Linked DNA regions of Homo sapiens: region 1 is linked to region 2. Evidence: chromatin contacts called from ENCODE POLR2A ChIA-PET data. All regions are on one chromosome and are shown on one strand. The core of a region is the stretch at or near the end of the contact, and the rest is flanking DNA. Distances in the headings are between cores, read along the strand shown. Region 1 overlaps SLC1A3 (solute carrier family 1 member 3). Region 2 has its middle 53 kb from the start of SLC1A3.

Region 1 (3,455 bases), core at 755-3,254, 110 kb before region 2:
TAAAGACAGTCTTTTGGCAATTGATTTGTCACAACAAATATGCACCAAATTCATGGGATTTTAGGGGGCAGAGAGGGAATGTTTTGGAAATGTGTATGTGGTACTCTGTAAGTCTATATGGTAAATTAGATCTCTTATGGTATAATAATTAATATGACTTCTTGGATAAATAAAATATACATTCAGTCAAGTATTAAAGGACAACATAAAATGTGCCAAGTTCCCAAGTTTCCATCATTGGCATGGATTTTATTCTCCTGTCTGCTGAAAATCTGTGACTTGGACATTAACATGTATCAGTGTACTCCCCTCAACAATTCCCATCTCTGGTTTTGAAACACAAAATCTAGAGAAGTAGTCTTCTGTTTTGAATTGTCTTCCCACTTATCCCCATGATGTTTCATTGTTCTTCCAGGGCCACTGGAACAGGTCCAGAAGGAAAGAAAAGAGTGATGGCAACTGCTGATTCAAGAAGATTGTTCTGTTTCAGTTTTTATTTTATTTTAGATGTACCCCTTCTCCACAATGAGTTTCTCATACACGCATCTAATGAAAGACGCCTGTTCTCAACCCTCCTAGAATTTCAAGATGGGCAAACTTACAAGGAAAGCAAGGATGAGTGCTAATATGTACCATATTCATGTGAATATAAGTTTTTTTAATAAGAAAATCAAACTCTAAAAATACAATATACTTCATAATTACAGATTGAAAAATGGGGCCGTGTGTCCTAGGCAGCTGCCCACTGCTGAGTCCAGGGTACACTGCCATCCTAGGAAGAGAGTGAGGAGGAGGGTGAAAAAACTCACCCAGGAAAGGCAGTGAGGGGTGGGGAGGGAGCACAAAGAAAGTCACTTCAAATCTCTCTCTAGAACTATATTGTTTTTCTGTGCAAAAATATTTTCTTCTGGCCCCTTTATAGACTAGCTTGTAAAAACACTGCAAAGTGCTATGATTCTAAGGGTTCTGGAACCGAAGACAAATCATTAAAAGTTAGATTCCAAATTGTTGGTAAAGAATGATTATGTCACAATTTTGCATCACAGTTAGTAAGCCAGTGATAGCCTCGGAATGTAATCTAAGAGACAGTGGCACAGTGGTTAAGAGTTCAGACTCTGACGTTAGAATACCTGGATTCTACTTTTGGCTCTGGTACCATGTGGCTTCTCCAAGCCTCAGTTTCCTCCTCTGTGGAATGTGAAAAATAGAAGCTCCCTCATAGGGTTTTCACTGGCATTAAAGGGGCTTCCATATAGAAAGCACTTAAAGTAGTGTTCAGCACGTGGTAAGCATTCAACAAATGTTAGGTGTTATTATTACTTATTAAACAGGTACATAATAAACAAGCTGTTCACAAAGCATTATTTCACCTCTAAGCCTTACTTCTGATGTAGAAAATACACTAACAATATCTACATTGCAAGATTAGAGAAAACATATTTACAGGGTACAAAGTAGGTCCTTGATAAAGGACAGTTTTGTTCATTCTGTGTCTCCTGCTACCAGAATTTTAGTGCCAAGAGAGCGGGACCATCTGTTTTATTCATTGCAGTGGCCTCAGTGCCTAGCATAGTGTCTGCACATAGAGGGGCTCAATAATCATTTTTTTGAATAACCAGCCATTCTTATTAGTGTTTTTGTTGCTATGCTGGATAGAGGCCACATGCTTTTTTTTTTTTTCTAACACTTAGATTGGGTTACTATATGAATTACAAATTCTAAAGTTGCTTTTGTTTAAAACACTCTTTAATTCTGACTCACTAATTTTGGTTGATCTTCCCCCAATTAATCCAAAATAATGAGGTTCATTCTGTCTGGAACAACAAGAGACAAACCTTGTGGGGAAAGAGTGTCAATGCAAACCCAGCGGCACCCGGAGTTTCATTTCCAGAGCTGGGAATGAGTTCCCGGCAAGGTGGCCCTAAGCTGCTCAGGAAGGCCAGGAGGCTGGAAAACTTCCACTTATTACTCACCACCATGGAATGGGCACCCTATTGCTTTCCCTTCCTTTGCCTTCTCTCTGGCACACCTGTATTATTTTCCCTGTTTTGCTAACATATTTCCCTCTTGCAGATGAGCCTATAGAAGTAACTGCTATAGCTCTATCTGTCCATATGTTAACAGGTGAATGAATGAGTAAATTAAAATAGAAATGCAGAGAAGGGAATGAAAGAGAGGCCTGTGGTCTAAATGTGTGCCTTCATGAAGTCAATTTAGTAGGTCATAACTAGTATTTTCATCAATTAATCAAAGTGAATAGAAAATATCACAGTGTGTCACATGTGGTAAAGGTAAGTATTGTTTTGTGAGAATTTTTTTTCAGCTCTCTGTGTGTATGTGTGTGAGTGCCAGGTTGCAATACAAAATATATTTATTATTGTAGTTTCTGGTAAAAAAAAAAATGTTTGTAAACACTGGCATAAACCCCCATTTGGTTAATAGTAGAGGCTTTAAAAAGGAGCCAATGGGCCGGGCATGGTGGCTCAAACCTGTAATTCCAGCACTTTGGGAGGCCGAGGAGGGTGGATCACTGGAGGTCAGGAGTTCGAGACCAGCCTGGCCAACATAGTGAAACCCTGTCTCTACTAAAAATACAAAATTAGCTAGGTGTGGTGGTGCACGCCTGTAATCCCAGCTAGTTGGGAGGCTGAGGCAGGAGAATCCCTCGAACCTGGGAGGCAGAGGTTGCAGTGAGCTGAGATCATGCCATTGCACTCCAGCCTGGGCAAAAAAGAGCGAAACTCTGTCTAAAAACAACAACAACAGCAACAAAAAGGAACCATGAACTATTTATTGTCTTCCCTTCCTACCATCTTTGTTTCCTATGATCTTGGGCTGTCCACCATACCCAAGAACTTGCTTCATCTCACTAGTGGAGACCACAGAATGAGGATAGTGACCTTGGGTATTGGGTCATTTCACTTGAACAGAAATTTTATGGACATTGTAACAAGGGAATACATTTTAGAAAGGTTCACTTCACGGAATTTTGAGCAAAGAAGGCAATTTACTTTTATCAGTGATTCTTGGTGAAGAGAATGAAACCATCTCCATGAAGAGCGGAGAACGATTTTGCAGAATTCACAGTCACAAGCATTTTCACACGGGTTTTCACCCTGGTCAAAGGTTCCTTCTCATTATGGCTGTTTATAATATCACAAATGACATTTTATTAGCCTATAACACAGCTTAGCCTTATAAGATTACATTACATGAAAACACCAAGTGTTCCTTACAGATTTGCCACGTGTGATGGCACATACTTTATCAGGGAAACTGATTTTTAAATTTGACCCTTAAAACTTGTCAACACGTCTTTTTCTTCAAGCTCTAGTGTTCCTTAAGAAAACTAAGTGCAGGGCCGGGCGCGGTGGCTCACGCCTATAATCCCAGTACTTTGGGAGGCTGAGGCAGGTGGATCACCTGAGGTCAGGAGTTCGGGACCAGCCTGGCCA
Region 2 (3,341 bases), core at 605-3,104:
CTACTTGAGGGTGTTGGGTGGGAGGAGAGAGAAGACTGAAAAAATGTCTACTGGTACTATGCTTATTACCTGGGTGATGAAATAATATGTACACAAAACTCCCGTGACACATAATTTGCCTATTAACAAACCTGGACATGTACTTCTGAACCTAAAATAAAAGTTAAAAAAGAATGTCCATATGGCATTATTCATAAGATCCAAAAAGTAGAAACAGCTCAAATGTTCATCAGCTGATGAATGGATATATAAAATGTGATATGTTTATAAAATGGAATATTATTTGGCAATTAAATGTAGTATTGATACAGGCTACATTCTGAATAAATCTTGCAAATATGCTGAGTGAAAGAAGCTGGTCACAAAGGGCCACATATTATATTATTGTATTTATATGAAGTGCCCAGAATAGGCAAATGTTTATAGAGACATAAGATAGATTGGTGGTTGCCTAGGGCTTGGAGTTTGGAGGGAAATTGGAAGTGACTGCTAATGAGTATGAGGTTTCTTCCCCGGGTGATGAAAATTTTCTAAAATTGGTGGTGGTGATAGTTGTACAACTCTGTGAATATACTAAAAACCATTGAGCTTACACTTTAATTGAATGAGTTGGATGGTGTGTGAATTATATCCTTATAAAGCTGTTGATTTAGTTTTGCTTCTTCTTTAAATTCTACTAAAATGCCAGTAAATTGATTTTTCTTTTAAAAAGGCATAGACGAACACAACACCAACATTTTAGAACTTAGGAAATAGATGGATAAAGTCCCCAGAACATTAACTTTAAATTGACTTTAGGGAATGCTAAGAAGCAGCATGATTTTTGACGCTGGATCCTCAAAAGTCTCTGGAATAGGGAATACGTTGCTCACTCCCACCTCTAGAAGTGGGAAAACAGATTGGTTGAAGATCTAGAGATTGAGAGATCCATTCTTCCTTATCTGCATAGCTGGGCAAATGCTCGTTCTGCTTCCAGGAGAAGATAGGAGGTTTATTCTCTGGAGAGGGAGAGCAGAGGAGGCTGATGGATATCAAACATGGTTGAGGGTAGAGGTGCCATGCTAAAAACAGGGAGATAAGTGAAATTGGGCATTTTGAATGGTGAGACCACCCTGAGTCTGCCTCTCCTTTGTTCCCAGAGTTCTGGCATCCACAAATACACCCTGCAGGCAGGGATTTGAGAGGATCTTCTCTGGGAACTCTGACCAGTCCAAGAAAAGAGATTTAAAGTTAGCATATTGCTATTTCCCCTAAGTAAGGGCATCTCACCCACGTGCCAGAGCCTTTAATGTAAAAGCTCTTAGTGCCCTATTTTTAAAAAATATTATACTGTGGATTATTTTAAACAGACGGAAGTAGACAAAAGGGTATAACAAATTTCATATGATAAGCGTATAGCTTTAATCATTATCAACACATGGCCAACTTTGGGTTATCTTTACCTCCCTCTCTGCCCAATGGATTATTTAGAAGCAAATCCTGGACATCATAATACTTCATCCACAAATTCTTCAGCATATATCTGTAAATGATAAGTATTTAAAATAAACATAGTACTGTTACTATAACCCAAATATTAATTATTTAATACAAAGTATCCAGTCATTTTTCAATTTTTCAATTTCTTCCAATTATATCATAGACGTTTTTCTACAACTTGTTTGAATAAACATCCAACCAAGGTCCTCACTTTGTGTTTGGTTAATATGTCTCCTAAGTCTATGTATCAAGCCCCTCTTAGGTGCACCACTTCAGATCCTCTCAGCTCACCTTTCCCCAGGCCCTTGGCCACTTGTTTTATTCCAGTTGCCTTAGTGACAGCCTTCACATAAACAAAACCCAACAGTGGTGAGGCATCATGCCCATGGCATGGGGCTCCTGCATTCCTTCTTGGGAATTCCTTTTCCACGAGACGTGAGTTATTTTGGGACCCATGAATGTGCACAGGGAAGTTTTGGGTTGTTAACACTCAAAGGTAAATCTTTGATCAATGGGTGATGGGAGCTAGTGCATAAATTCCTCCATCGTCCTCTTCCTATGTAGGCTGTCCTGAAATGCAGTAGCTCAAATTGTGTCTCAGAAGACGGTCCCTCAAGACTGCACACTTGGCACCAAGTGGGGCAGGTCAGAAATGTACACTCTTTTATTAACCTATTTCCTCTTCTATTTCCCTTTCTCCTCATTTCCTGAGATAAGCTTTGCCTCAGGCTCTCTTTACTAGTGGATTCACGGTAAGGCAATTTTTTTTATAGACTTCCTCACTGTTTTAATTTCCTTTGTAATCTAGTTGTTGAAAAAAACATGTCATTCATTTATCGTCTAGAGTTTCCTATGTTCTGGTTTCTGCTGATTGTACACCTCATAGTAGTTTAACACGTTTTTCTGTCTCTTTTCTTTAAACTCGTATTTGGAACTAGAGACTTTATCAGATTCAGGGTTGATTTTCTGGCAAGAACATTATGTAAATGACATTTAAAATATCCTATTGTGGCTGGGCACGGTGACTCACACCTGTAATCCCAGCACTTTGGGAGGCTGAGGCGGGTGGATCACCTGAGGTCAGGAGTTCCAGACCAGCCTGGTCAACATGGTGCAACCCTGTCTCTACTAAAAATACAAAAAATTAGCTGGGCATGAAGGCGGGCGCCTGTAATCCCAGCTACTCAGGAGGCTGAGGCAGGAGAATCACTTCAACCCGGGAGGCGGAGGTTGCAGTGAGCCGAGGTCACTCCGTTGCACTCCAGCCTGGGCAAGAAGAGCAAAACTCCATCTCAAAAAAAAAAAAAAAAAAAAGGCCGGTTGCAACATCAGGAGAAAAACATATTTGATTACCGGAATATTTATCTTTTTGTGATGTTAAGATAAATCAGTAGGTTCAGACATTGTCAGCCTGATCTTTCCATTAAAAAGTCTGATATTTGCTTATTTTTAAAAGCAAATTTATAAAGGTATAATTTACATACAATAAAATACATCCACTTTTTACACCTGTGTAACCACCTCCACAGTCAAGATATGTTTTTTAGATTCATCTATGTTGTTGTGTGTATCAGTGTTAAAATTTGAATTTGCTGAGTAGAATTCCATTGTATGAATATAGCATGACTTATTTACCCATTCACCTGTTGATAAACACTTGTGTTGTTCTAGCTTTTGCCTGTTATGAATAAGCTTCTATTATGTTCAAGTCCTTTCATTCAACTGTTTTTCCTATTGAAAAAATACTTAGAATTTCTGAGTCACATGGTAAGGCTATATCTAACCTTAGAAGAAACAGACAAATTATTTTCCAAAGCAGTGGTATTTTTTATATCTTTGCCAGCAATGCATAAGAGTTTCAG

What was found. ChIA-PET counts read pairs that join two places held with the same protein, here RNA polymerase II (POLR2A).
Region 1: POLR2A ChIA-PET joins it to region 2 with 33 read pairs in activated T-cell. The contact joins two enhancer-like sites. POLR2A ChIA-PET finds 5 or more read pairs at or near these places in 2 of 52 experiments (activated CD4-positive, alpha-beta T cell and activated T-cell).

The regions. Positions count from the first base shown.
Region 1 is chr5:36,663,445-36,666,899 of GRCh38, reverse strand. The region is part of intron 3 of SLC1A3 (solute carrier family 1 member 3); the gene reads right to left. SLC1A3-AS1 (SLC1A3 antisense RNA 1) reads left to right here. Exons shown (of 2, transcript XR_007058736.1): 2 at 1-1,005. Among named protein-coding and RNA genes, the nearest start is that of SLC1A3, 59 kb to the right of the region's middle. Within about 2 kb of position 2,004, at least 3 of the 41 ENCODE cell types and tissues checked have a DNase peak (open chromatin) inside an H3K27ac peak, as active enhancers do.
Region 2 is chr5:36,551,730-36,555,070 of GRCh38, reverse strand. No RefSeq gene overlaps it. Among named protein-coding and RNA genes, the nearest start is that of SLC1A3, 53 kb to the left of the region's middle. Within about 2 kb of position 1,854, at least 2 of the 41 ENCODE cell types and tissues checked have a DNase peak (open chromatin) inside an H3K27ac peak, as active enhancers do.